Regions from separate parts of the Mus musculus genome. Here region 1 is linked to region 2. The links are chromatin contacts, found by Hi-C in ENCODE. All regions are on one chromosome and are shown on one strand. The core of a region is the stretch at or near the end of the contact, and the rest is flanking DNA. Distances in the headings are between cores, read along the strand shown. Region 1 holds the start of Ndp (Norrie disease (pseudoglioma) (human)). Region 2 holds the start of Fundc1 (FUN14 domain containing 1).

Region 1 (6,677 bases), core at 2,306-4,805, 660 kb before region 2:
TGGTGAGGTGGGGCATCAGAGGAATTCCAAACATACCATCCCAGAGAAATTTTAATATGTTCCACAGTGTCATACACGAAGAGGAAATGACAGCTGATCACAGCCAAGACAGGCTACAGCAATTTGGGCCCTGGAGTTCACCCACCCTCCCATGGCCCTGCTTTGCCCTCTGTTCCTGTTGGCCTGGCAGGATGGTGTCATTAACTGACAGTCATGGGGAAGAAATGAACATATGTACAAAGGCCAATGGCCAAGAAGATGTGGCTTAGCTTGGATAAGTCAGACACCCTAGAGGGTCAGAAGCAATCCCACCACAATGCATTTTGTGCTAATAAGCACCCAAATCAAGGATGCTCTTGATGTCTTCTCATCCTCCAGCCCCAGTAACCTAAGCATGGGGTGAGATACTTACACTGGTTTATTGGAAAGCAGCACTGTGTGTGGCTCAGACAGAGACCTAGGTTTGAGGAACAATTTCCAGCTACTTATCCCAGTGCTCTGTTAAATTTAGGCGAAGCCCAGAGGTCACTGATTTCCTCAGTCTAGGGAATAGGACCAGTAAGTGATGGGAGAGAGTGACGGTATCCTCCTCTGTGCATGTTTCTAATACAGTGATTCATGAAGCAGCCCTGATGTCAGCTGCTGGGGAGGTGACTCACACCCATCTTCTGATAGAGATAACATATAGTTCCCTTCCAGAGGCTGCTCAAGAGAACTGAGGAAGGATATGTTACATTTTTTTTTCCAGATGGTTTCAACCACCACCCCAAGAAAAATCCTGTCCATATTAGCTGTGTGAGTGTGGTACACTCAGGATCTAGGGGGAAAAAAGCCAAGAAGGAGCAGAGCCCCTTCATTATAAATAGAAAATCTGTTAATAAGTATTCTAAGTAAATCTAGAAACACTGGCAGCTACTTTACATGGTTCTTAATAAGCAGAAAGTTCTTGTCCAATTACCCAATAGCAAAGCCCATTAATTTCTCTTCCCAGATTCAATCAGAAAGAGCATACAGACCAAAAATAAAGTTATGGGAAAATGTCCCAATCACCTTTGTATTCTTCAGAACGTGCATAGTGCCAGGGACATTGCAAAAGCTTAAGGAATATTTATCAAAAAGATGATGGAATGAATTATTAACCAGGAAGAACAATGGTACTGAAATTGTGAGTTCTCGAGACAGTAACAGTCTCTGGCCACCTTTGGTGGTTGTAATTCTGAGAAAGTCATTTTTCAAGGTCCTAGGAAAATAAATGAGTTGGAAATTGTTAAATGTATTGAAAAATGATTTATTTTTCCCTTGACAGTGTCATTGGAACTCAAATTAAGATTGAGAACTCCACAGGCATATTTCCATCTGTGGGTGTCAGCTGCTCAGTATACAGTCATAATAAGAAGGCCTTAGATAGTTCTCCCATTACCTGAACCAAATGTATTTTAAAAGAAATGATGCACGACATTGCATTTGTGTTCAAACACTTTCACATAATGGTCTGAATAACAGTTTAAGAAAATTGTTTTGAGTCACTTAAATGCTTTGCTAACAGCAGTATTTTTTAAGTCATAAAATATTGCAATACAATACATATTTTTTACAGCCCTTCTTGATTAGCGAAGCAGTTGTGAATTCCCTCATTTAAATGCCTGATTTTATTCAACAATGCTCCTTGGGCTAGCTATTTATGAAAGTCAGGGGGGAAATTCCCATAAATTGTGCCCTGTGTTCCACGGAAAGCTGGCCAACAGAACCCTAAAGTTCACTTCCAGGAGTAAAATTAGTGAAAAGAAAGTGAGCAGATACTTTCATGAAGTCTAAATGCCATACTGAGACAGTTTACAATTCCTGATGTATTTGGCTGACACCACAGCATCTCTGTGTTTCTATGTGCACCTGGTAGCTAATGTTGTCTTGAAACAGTCTGCCATGTTGTACCTTGTAATTAAAACACACTAATATTAGAAATGGAGAGAAACATGCTCTATAATAGCCATATCTGCTAGGAATGACAGTTACAAAATATAAGGGATTTTCATCTTGCCAAATAGATTGCTTTTTCTGCACCTGATCCTTAAGAAGGGGTGTGTGTGTGTGTGTGTGTGTGTGTGTGTGTGTGTGTGTGGTGCTCTTTCACGGAGGCTTATCTGGGCTTGTCCATTACAATGAGCCTCAGTTACTGTGCTTTCTGAGTCATTAACATTCTGTACACAATCAAACTTCCCGTCCCTCAAGAATTATGCCCGGGCCTCCTACAGCTCAATTGTTCATTTAATGAGAGAACTTGCATTCAGGAACTGGAAAGAATCCTCTGCATATTCCCCAGGTGTCTGTAGGAGTCATTCCTCCAGGTCCTGGTCCCTGTGCTGTCAGGAGCATCCTTTCCTGGTCACTTCTTGGGTATTGAATTGTTGGTCGTGCTGCAGGGACAACCCGACTACTAAAAATAACCCCTTGCAATAAGGCCAAGGCAAACAGCATGCATTTCCTCAGACTTTTTGCCCAATCAAAATCATACAGTAAATCCATCCTCATCGCTCCCGGACACTTCTGAATGTATCCATGGAAGCAAAGTCCCAAGGCGGGATAGGAGAAGAGTGAAAAGGAGCAGCGTGACACTGAAAGCTAGGCATAAATGTTGCCTTTTGTTTGAAGTCATTCTGAGCACTCCCGGCACAGCCCTGGCAGGAGATCAGCCGCATACATAAGGACTAACAAAAGTAAATAGTGCACGTTTAACCTCGCAGACTCTCCTGCGTTAATAGTGCCCCCATTGTAAGTGGGATGAAGGCGGTAGGGAAGATACAGGACTCCACAAACGCAAGTCGGCAACTGCTGCTTCTCCGTCCCCCTTTATGGTGTCACATAGAAGAACCATTCCAAAGTTACATCTAACTACGCAGAGTTTGCAAAGAAATCAAGCCAAAAGATATTTTCGAGCTTCTCTGGGACGCTTCCTGTCAGAGACTTCAAAGACACATTCATTTAAAACAAACAAACAAATAAACAAAACCCTCCACAAGGCTAGCATGCTACAGATTAATGCAAATTAAAGTGATGCAAATTTAAGTGGTATTTAAAGATTGTCTCTTTGTCTGCAAGAAGGATGAAAGGCAGAGTTTGGAAAGAAGTAATTTCCTAGGCAAGCCGTCAGCGCTTGTTTGCCTGCTTACCTTGGGGGAAACGCAGGGCTCCTTTCTTCTCAGACTTTTCTGAGAGCTAGAAAGAGGTCCTGTTACTTCCAAATGCTTTTGTTCTTCTGTCCCTCTGTCACATGGCTTGCCTTTTATATTTGCAACACACAAAAGTTAGGACTGTTGTTTAAGCGACCCAGGGAGAGAGAGGGAGAGAGAGGGAGAGAGAGAGAGGGAGAGAGAGGGAGAGAGAGAGGGAGAGTGTCAAATGGAAAAGTGCCATTGCAGGCATATATCAATCAGGCGTGTGGCCGCAGCAGCGCTCTAGCAAATGGGAATACCACGGAAATGTTAGGCGCTCTCGTTATCGGGGACTCACAGCCTCTGCCCACTGCTCGGATCTTTTCCATGGAGCATCTTAAGATGAGAACAACAGCATAGAAGACGGAAGTTTTCTTCCCCCTCCCCCATTATGTTTTTGTATTTGTACACTAATAAGAGGCTACATGAATATTCTGAGTTTAATTCTTTTGCGAGCATGTAGCTGCTATAAAGATGTGCAGTTGGCAGTAGAGACACACGGTTTTGGAAATACAAAGACAGGGTGGCATTCTGTTTAACGATTAAGCAGCTGGTCAGGATGAAGTTGAAATGCTAAGGGAGGGAAAGGTGGACATCAGCAGTCTTTCTCAGGCTAAGCTGAGAAGCAAGTGCAAAATGCTACCCTGTTTTAGCATGATGTGCGTGGGTGGTGAGAGTTCTTTTTTTCCAAGTTGTTCATCCATTAAATGATTTTTAGCAGCATAAATGCGATTCAGCTCTTTGTGGCACTTTAATAAGTGCCTTCACTGACATCATTTGGAGCAAAACTTTGTAATACATTTAGAAACAAAGGGCAAAATGTTTGGTCCATGACTCCTTACTAAAAGGTAAGGCCAACCCACTACATCACAATTAGTAGAAAAGAGACAAAGGTGAATTCTGTGTGTGGGTTAAGCACCTGCTGCTGAATAATGCCCTGTTAAGAGCTTTGGGGCCACAAAGGGAAACATTGCACAAATCTTGCCCTTAAAATACTTGAAGACAAAATGATCACCAATTTTAGAAACCAGAGGACAATACAAAGAATCATTTATAATTGTTTTAATGTCTGGTAGGTTCAGACATAAAACAGTTTATTTTATTAATACTGATGAAAACTTAAACTAAGGAATGAAGTCTCTATGAAAATTTATTAAAATGGAAATATTTCATAAACCTTAAAAAATGTTCCAGTTAGCTAATTTCTGATTCCCAAACCTTCATGTCATGCTGTATCTGATTATTTCTCATTAATAAATTGATAACCAAATTGTATTGTTCCACAGAATCATTACTCCAAACAGCTACTAGTGTTTTACTAGAGGTGTATAATTTTTTTCAGCTTTGCCTCAATCTTTTAAGAAGTAACTTTCTTTTGTTCCATCAGAAAAGCCCTGTCTACCTGGGACCAGACACAAAATCTACTTCTGAGAGTTAAGGATAAATGGACCTTTAAAAATGGGAATAGTCTTCAAGGGGTTATGACTTGTCCATGAGTAAGAGCCATGGAAACAGTCATGAATACATTTTCTGGCTTACTTAGGTAGATCAGAGTCAGAGGGAAAATAAAGTCTTAGATCATCAGCACTTTCAAATATCAGAGTTTGACAGCCACTGGCTTCTTCATTTTCCTAAGAAAGATTTCCTAAGCACCTTTGGCAGAATGTGCTTACTGCTCCATCTTGCCATATTGTGCCTAGGGGTTCTCAGGGTTGCCCTATCTGCTTTGAAGCAACTTAAAAGGTGTGGTTCTTCCTGGATGGAATTTTCCAGCCTTCTACAATCTGCCCTTCTAAAAGATTACCACCGAAAGTGTAAAGAGTGCAAACACATTGACTGCTTGGCCTCAGAAGACTGGCTCTTTCCCAGATGGAGCCCCATGGCTTCCTCCTGCTTTACTCTGTCAGGGATGGCAAAGATTACCATCTGTGCCTTTCAAAGGGAGGTTCTGCCTCTGCCCATCAGGCTCCAGGGGACCTGTTTCTAAGCCTGCCAATAGGTATCTGGCAACAGCAACTATTTTCAGCACATCAGTGAGCTTTTTATAAATGTCAGTATGTCATGCAGTACTTTACTGGCCATGATAAATGTTGCTAAGAAAGAAGGATTTCCTTTAAATTTCCATCTATGCAAAAGAATGGGAATTCTCTTGCTACTATTTCATATACATTTGGGGTGGAAAGAAGGAGATATCTCAGGGGATAGTCTTCAAAGGCATCCGTACCCCAGTGTTGGAGATGAAACAGGACTCAGACATGTTAAGAAAGCACTCTGCTACTGAACTACACCCCTGCCTTGAGGGATCATATTTGAGTCTTTTGTTTCTGATTTTGTCTTCCAATTGCTTCTCTCTAAGTGTATTAGTGGACAGTGAAAAAAGTTACCCATCATCTAAATACTCCTCCAGAATATAAGCCCAAGGCAAGTGGGAGACAGGACCTACCTCCTCATTGCAGACTTAAAGGATCAAACCATTCTGGAGGAGTCCAGTGTGATTGCATGCAGTTCACTAGACAGAATGAGGAAAAATGAACAAGGCATACAGACACTTAGAAATTATTCTCTGTGGTCACACTGGAATGGAAAGCCTGGGGGCTGCAGCAGGCCAATGTTAAGGAAAACAGAACCCATTAATGTGACAGTGGGTGGCCTTGGGGACAGAAGGCTTATGGGAGGGCAATCTTAGCAGTTTGATATTTTTCTGCTGTAATTGTGTTGACCACCATTTATGAACCTAAAAGTTACAGAGCTTTCCTGATGACTCCATGAACTACAACCTAACCCTGGCCCTGCCATAATCATGCCAATAAATTCCTTTGTGATTTAATTAGCTAGAGTCAGTTTTGAGGTTGGTAACCAGAAGTCCTGTCCTTACTGCCATTTTTCCTAATTTAGGGAAACTAACACCATTAATACATAGACACATAGCTACCACATCTTCAAAAATAAATAGGTTCAAAATCATTGTCAACTCTGTTATAGTTTCTGCTATGACACTGTTGATACAAACAAAATTCTTATATAGGCATATAACAAGGTACACGGTGTTGTTTGTATTTATGTGTGTGTGTGTGTATGTGTGTGTGTGTGTGTGTGTGTGTGTATGCATGCACCCATCTGTGTGTGCATGTGTGTGTATATGTATGCTCTCAATCCAACACAGAGTATTAGGCACAAATTTTATATTTATTTATGAAAGTACTAATCTTTTTGCCCTCCCAGATATAAATCTCATTCATCTAGGAAATTTCTGTTAATAAAAATAGCAATCCCCTAATGGATGCTTACTCTCTGCTATACTCTGTACAAAATGTTCCATATGTATTATTTCTTTTAGAAAGATACCCAGTTCTCTATATACTGTTCTTGTTTCTATTTTACCAATGAAGAAAACAAGGACTCTGAGAAGTTGGGTGATTTGACTTTGGTTGGCACAGCAAGCAGGTGGCAAGTATAATCTCCAGCTTT
Region 2 (7,672 bases), core at 3,820-6,319:
GGTAGATAATATCCTCATAAACATTCTTGCTAGCAAAGGATTTTACCCCTAAAAGAGCAGGAACAAAATTAAAACTTTAATCCACCTGTTGCGGAAATAGGACTATAGATAGGATTATGGTTATTTTTTTAAAGTTAAATTTCCACTTTCTGCTTCTTCCTTCCTTTTTGACTTCTCTCCCCCAGAATGTCTCAATATATATCTGGCAGGCCAAGGCTGGCCTGGATTTCTATATTCTTCTGTCTTAACCTCTCTCAGCCTTTGAAGTGCTGGGATTCCAGGCCTATACCACCACACTTGGCTCTGGTTCTTCAGTTTAAAAAAATTGTCAGAAACGTGATTAGTTGCTCAATGTGTTGCATTAGTTTATGGGAAAACTATAATGTATACACAGTGCGATCTAAACCAGGTATGGCTGCACACATCCATAAGCCCAGGATACTGGTAAAGTTCAAAGGCTCAACTACTAAGATACATCCCCAAATCTGTTCGGTTTGGTTTGAAGATTATGTCTTGCTTTGGACTTGTGGTCCTCCTCCCTCTGCCTCCTGAGTAGCTGGGACTCAGACATCACATCACACTGTGAGCATAGTAGAGAATCTAGAAGTATTTGTTTTCTTGCATGACAGATACAAGCTTTCAAAGCTCATTATGGTTCTTCTATAAACGAATGTGTAAAAGAAAAATTATACCTTCTATTGAAATGACCAGGAATGAAATAGATAGGTAACATTCTCTGCTCTTTGCAAACATTGACATATAAAGGTCTTAACATACCTGAAGAAGAAGGAAACCACCACCTACTGCAGTTGCAGCAAGTTTTCCAACCTTCTGGAATAAAAATCCTGCACACCTTTAATGACAGAAATAACAAAAGATGAGAACAATCATTGATGTACTAAATTTCGTCTACATTTTATTGCTTTCCTAATAAAAGCTTAATGTGTTTCAATTTCTTTTGATAGTCTCCTTTGCCCACTCAGAAATATTCAGTGTTTTCCTTCAGTCATACAGGGTGGTTAAAATGCAAACTCTAAAATGTCTTAGGATTTGCTGTGAAATGAGGAAAAGGTGAGAAGAGGGAGACTTAAAAGGAAAATCAAAAGAGCAGCTATTGAAAACAATCAGGAGTACGTGGGTTCATTATACTCCTGCATTTGTGTAAGCTAAAATTTCCCACAGTAGTCACTTGTTTGGTTTGCTTAATGCGGTCAGGGTGTTTCATAACACCTGGACAACACTCACTCTATCCAAACCAGCTCCAATGCAGTTAGTTTCAAATGCATCAACATCTTTGTGTTATTAATTTCCTGCCTATGAAAAACTTTCCTGCCCCTTGTGTTATTCCACTTAGATGATTACACTGCCCATATTTCTCACACCTTCCTTATCTAGTATTAATTTTCTGTATTGTTTTGTCTCATCTAACTTTGTAATGTCAGCCTATACCTCCTGAGCATACTCATGGTCCCTTCACTATTCTACAAAAGTATCGCAGATTTCTAATCCTAGTCTTGTGCCCTGAATTGGTCTTCCCACCAAATTAGTGTCCTTCATGAGACTGTACTTGGAAATCAGGTCACTGTTTATGTAATTAAGCAAGATGAGGTCATACTGGAGCACAGTAGCCCTTAATTCAATAGAAGTCATGTCACAGGGACACACACGCAGCCCAAACAGCTGCTACTGAGGCCCCAATTTCTAACTGATGGTAGTATCCCCCATTTGCCAGGTCATATTCATCTCAGACTCCCATCCTTATCTTCAAATACCCCATCTAGAAAACATTACCTGTTTTCTCCTTCCTATTTTTATTATTAATTTTTTATGTAGTGTGTGTGTCTAAACATTCACACATGGCCAAGCACAATGTACATGAATTGGTTCTCTCCACCATGTGGTACCTGTGGATAAAACTCAGGTCACCAAGCTTGGCATCAAGCCTACTTGCTGAGCTATCTTGCCAGCCCTCCTTTCCACTCTTAGGGGCATCGTTACCTTTGGAATGTAATGTTGGGATTCCATAGCTCTGCTTCTGGATCACACTCTAAAAGCAGATTCAGTATTCAAGGCCTCCAGGTCTCCTAGCAACCACCTTTTCTCATACTAGTTTTCATTTCTTATTACCAAAAACTTATGGCTAAATCCAATCTCCTTAGGCTATTCATGTCTTGAGCTGGTCGGTCTCAAGTGTTAAGTTAGGTTTATGCCTATATTAACTGTTCCTCTTTTATGCCACAATATCACATCAATGTTATATCCTAAAAAGATTTCAAATGTTTTCTACTCTGAATCTAAACTACAGTTCAAATCATTCCAACAAATCACCTATGTAGCTGGCAATATCACTTAGAGTTAGAATGCTTGCAAGGTCCTGAATTTGTGCCCACATAAAACAAAAACAAAAACAAGCCACCTGAATATAAGTGTCCTATTACACAGACCAGGTCATAGAGAGAGTTGAGCAGGTCAAAGCACTTGCTACCAAGTCTAAAGAGCCCAGTTTGATCCCCAAAACTCACATGGTAAAGATCAAACTCCTACTAGCTGTCCTCTGACCTCCACATATATACTGGGACACATCTGTGCCCCCCACACAAATAGATGGATGTAAAAAACAAATACCCACAAACTATTACATAGCTCCTGGGTTGAATACTTGTCTGATACTGACAATCCAAATGTATTACTACTGTTGTTGTTGTTATTATTATCAAGAATATGGTTCTTATACAGGAGTCAGTAAGGAAGAACAAAGAAAAAAGCAAGTAGTGAGGTCTTCATTAAACCCCAGGTTGAATGCTACAGCTACACAAGCTGTGTACCAGTCACTACTAACTTCTGCTCTGCCATTAGGGTTTTCAGGAAGACCTGGCAGTTATGGGCCTTCTTAGCAGGTTAGGTCTGTAAGAAGAAAATGTGCAACGATCTGGCTTTCCGCCATGATTCTCACTAACCAATCACCTCTGGCACCAAATTATAAATGCATTTAAGGGGGCAGAGTTGTAATCATCCTACAGTGAATCATCTAATTGACCGAGGCCCTGAGCAGAAATTTCCCTTCTAACTGTATGATTTTTCAATAAAGCAGTATTAATACTGTGCCTGTGCTCCATGGAATCTTCACCATAATTGTTCTTTGTTTGTTTTAAATTATGAAATGGCATTTACAAGAAGGCATGGGGCATCATTATTCCGAGGTTCATGGAAAACACACATGAATAAATGTCATTTTCCCATGCCAAGAGGAAGTATGTAAATATTTTAATTAGCACAAGATGAATTTACCTTAAATGTAAAGAAAAAAAATGCTTACAACTTAATCACTGTCACTTCAAAAAAAAAAGAGTCATCAACATATTTCAAAATACTGAACTGTTTCTGCCCCTTTTTATCTGGTTAATATTTTATTCCAAAAATAATAGAATTAAAATACATGGTAACAACAATGTAAATATGTGCTTACATGAGCTGTTGCTTGATTAATGGTTATTAGCCACTCCTTATTGTACTCCAAATTATTGCATAATAAGTAATCATTGCATTAATTCTAAAGCAAAGGCAATCTTCTCAGATCTTCTTCAAAGCACTATCATAATCAGAACCAGTACACAAAAAATGTAGAATCTGATGCATCATTGTGAATAATTTTTACAGACCATTAATGCTTCTATGTACAGAGCTGAGAATCTTAGAGGCTAGTTCTGCAATGGGAGTTCTCATGTTTTTTCCAGTTATTGGCACTGAATAGCAAGTAACAACTTACTTATAATTAACTTGCTTAAGTTGAAAATTTGTTAATGAATTAAAGGAAGTGTAAAGGGTGGAAGTGGAACTATGGTGGGCCTTTGACAGAGGGAAATCATCAAAATCCAACCAGGACTATCTGAAGGCTGATACAACCAATAAGATCCGGGAAAAGCCCCAAAGTTGTGTTCTTCTGGAATTTAAAAGTGGGGAGCCACTGAAGATTTATGGAGGCTGTGCCATTTACAAAAGGACAAGAGCCAGGTTCCCACTAAAATTTAATGAAAAGAATGTTCTCACCAGCCAGTCACGCCACCCATTACAATCTGAGTAGCTACTGAGTATTTTTCTACCATAGGTCCGGAACTGTGGCCAAATACTCGATTCCACCAGTGGTGTCTTCTTGCATATTCAGTTAAATCCAACACTTCGTATGATTCGTCATCGCTTTCATAGTCTTTAAAAATACAAAATGGAAAAAAAAAACATTCATTCTACAGTCTGAAACGTCTCACAAGCTGTTTTCATAAAACCTGTGGGCCAACACACTGTCATGTCTGGTCTACAACTAAAAAGGCCCAGATGTAAACGAAGGAGCGTGATTAACTCGATCTGGGAGACTAGGGCCTCAAGCATAAAGGGCCTAGCAACAGCATCGGCATTTCCTTTCCCAAGGCTTAGGGACACGCAGCCAGAGGCCAGTTGAATTACAAAGCAGTGGGCGGTCACCCGCACAATGAGAATAAGGTCAGGGCAGGGTACATTTCCATCTGTGGGAAAAGGGGGCGAGGGGATGATCCTTCCATGAAAGGAAAAGTCAGGAACCTAGCAAGAGGAAATCAGAGCAGGACTAAAACGCAACCAACCATGGAAATCAACCCGCCAACCCTCCTAATTTTGCAAGATGGAGAAGGGCTCGAGGTGGGGGCAGGGCAGGGCAGGGTCTAGCCTTGGTTAGGTGTAGGTGAGCATGCTAAATTCCGCAGAGAGGGAAAGGAGACCTCTGGTTCAAAGGGGCTCTCGCAAAGGGGCTGTACAGCGACAGAGCCCCAGAAACACTGGAGGAGGGAAAGGGAGAAACACCATAGCAATAAAAGGTCGAGTGCTGTGGGCAGCGTCCCAGAGACTACTTCGGGCCCTGGCTGCTCACCTTGGGGAGGGGGGTTCCGGGATGCCATGATACCGCCAGCGGCCAGTTGGGGGTGGTCCCTGCCCGCCTCTCCCCACCACTTTAAAGGACGCTCTAGGCCGAGTTGGAAGTCTATGGTCTCTCTTTTTTCCTCAGCCTCCTCCTCGCCCCGCCCACACAGTCGCGTCACCGCCACTCTTCCCTGTACACGACCTCCAACAATTTGTGCGCAGCCGCAAGGCTTGGGACTTGTGATGGAATAGCTGAGTCCCCGCCCTCCTATTGCTTATGGGAAATGTAGTCCGTGCTCTTTTCCACTGTAGCCTGGGCATTACCCCAACCTGCTCTAAGTTTCTAAGAGTTTTTTGTTGTTTTGTCTTATTTTTGTTTTTGCTTTTTGGTTTTTTTGTTTGTTTGTTTTTTACGCTAAAGGAATGGAGGGAGGAGCGGCTAAGGGTAATAGAACAAGATAATCAGTTTAGTGTTGGCAGACTGTTCTTAACAAGTCTTTAGTCAGGATGCTTCAACGAAGCTGTCTTTCTGATTAGGTGTTCTTTTTTCAGGCCCTATCTTTGGCCTTTAGTTCTTTCAAGAATTCTGTTGGCTTTAACAGAAATTTCAGGCCCACTTCTTGCTTGATGTCTAATAACCCAGTCATTCTCCAGTAAGAACCCAATTAAACTAGCTCAGCAATAAACTCCCTTGATGTCTCCTCTTGGTAGGACTCTACACTTCGACCCCCTCAGATTATGCACTATAAATCTCCAGCTTTTTGTTGTTGTTGTTGTATCCCAAATTAAAATAGACCCACTATCTATTTTAACAAGTGTCAGGGCAAATATTTTAAAGGTTTTTTTTTTTAATGAAAAAAAATTTTAATTAGATATTTTCTTTATTTACATTTAAAATGTTATCCCCTTTCCTGGTTTCCCCTCTGAAAACCCTCCTCCCCCTATCACTTCCCCACTCCTCCAGCTCACCAACCCACCCACTCCTGCTGCCTGGCTCTGGCATTCCCCTATGCTGGGGCATAGAGCCTTCACAGGACCAATGGCCTCTCCTCCCATTGATGACTGACAAAGCCACCCTCTACTACATATGCAGCTGGAGCCATGGTCCCTCCATGTGTTTTCTTTGGTTGGTGGTTTAGTCCCTGGGTATCCTGGGAATAGCGGTTGGTTCATATTGTTGTTCCTCCTATGGGGCTGCAAATGCCTTCAGCTCCTTGGGTCCTTTCTCTTGTTCCTCCATTGGGGACCCTGTGCTCAGTCCAATGAATGGCTGTGAGCATTCACTTCTGTATTTGCCAGGCACTGGCAGAGCCTCTCAGGAGACAGCTATAACAGGCTCCTGTCAGCAAGCACTTGTTGGCATCCAGAAAAGTGTCTGGGTTTGGCGACTGTATATGGGATGGATCCCCAGGTCACATTTTTCTCAAACTGCTGAGGGCTCTAGTTTTTTTAGTGCCCTGTTAGTCGAGCAGACTTTTGCTTGTATTTTTGGTTGGTTGGTTATTTTTAGACAACATCTCACATAACCTAAGATTCTCTGGAACTCCCTATGTAGAGCACGCTGGCCTCAAACTTACACAGACCTACTTCCCTCTGCCTCTCCAGTATTAGGATTGTTTGTTTGTAAACATGGTCACACTATGTAGCCCAGGCTGGCCTCTGATGCTGGATTCCTCTGTCTCACTCTGCCCAGTGCTGTGATTACCGACATTCACCACAAAGCTGTGATTTTAAGAATTGTTATTATTTGAATGTGAAATAGGGATAAAGTCTGTTTTTTTACCACAAATTTCCATGGATTCTGTAGAATATAAAAACATGTTGGATACCAAAGAACTAACCCAAGTTCACATAAATCAGCACCAAACTTATTTTAAATATGCATTCTAGCCCTTCCGGTCTGCGGCAGCTCCATCACCTTGGGCTCGAACTCCGAAGACAGTCCCACAGTCCCCAAAGGACTCTCCACACGATCTTAGGATCACTGGTGAGTGGAAGACAACATCAGTTCCAAACCAATCTTGATGGGCCTGTGCCAGCAGCAGGGGCGCAGGAAACCCACTTGACCAGGGGCTCAAGTCCCTTCTGGTCAGTGCCAGCTCCAAGCCACCTTGGGCACGAACTCAACAGATCGTCCCACAGTCCACAGAGAACTCTCCACGCTACAGGCACCCTAGCACACCCAGGATCTTAGGATCACTGGTGAGTGGACACAACATCTGTTCCAAACCAATTGTGACAGGCCTGTGGCAGCAGGAGCAAGGACATGTGAGCCCTGCCTGACGAGCTGCTCAGGTTCCTTTTAATCAGTGCTGATATACCTTGGTTTCGAACACACCAGACAGCCCCATGGTCCCCAGAGGAGACACTACTTCCAGACGCTGTAACATGCCCAGGATCTTAGGATTCCAGGATACTAGGATACCAGGATACCAGGATAGCAGCAGCTTGCTCACTTCAGAACCTCGGGGTCTCAGAGGAAGCTTGACTGCCAAGAACTCTGACACAGCCAGAATCTCAGGTTAACAGGAGCCCGGAATCATAGAATCACAGAGAAACCTGGACACTGGGGAGTACTGAATCAATCCGGATTATAGAAAGGACAGGCTCCAATCAGATATATTGAGGGCAGCAAGCACTTGAGATAATCAGATGGCAGGAGGCAATCATACGAACAGAAGCAACAGAAACCAAGGTTACTTGGCAACATCAGAACCAAACTCTCCCACAATAGCAAGTCCTGGATACACCATCACATCAGAAAAGCAAGATATGGATCTAAAGT

The links. A loop is a pair of places that touch in the nucleus more often than their neighbours do.
Region 1: a loop to region 2 is called in a map of left cerebral cortex, with 4 times the contacts of the local background. The contact joins the promoter of Ndp here to the promoter of Fundc1 in region 2. A Hi-C loop is called at or near these places in 3 of 37 maps with a recorded cell type or tissue (heart and left cerebral cortex).

The regions. Positions count from the first base shown.
Region 1 is chrX:16,908,219-16,914,895 of GRCm38, forward strand. Ndp (Norrie disease (pseudoglioma) (human)) reads right to left here and starts at 3,556. Exons shown (of 3, transcript NM_010883.3): 1 at 3,168-3,556.
Region 2 is chrX:17,567,256-17,574,927 of GRCm38, forward strand. It overlaps Fundc1 (FUN14 domain containing 1), which reads right to left and starts at 5,070. Exons shown (of 5, transcript NM_028058.4): 1 at 4,898-5,070; 2 at 4,048-4,204; 3 at 778-853. The coding sequence starts at 4,925.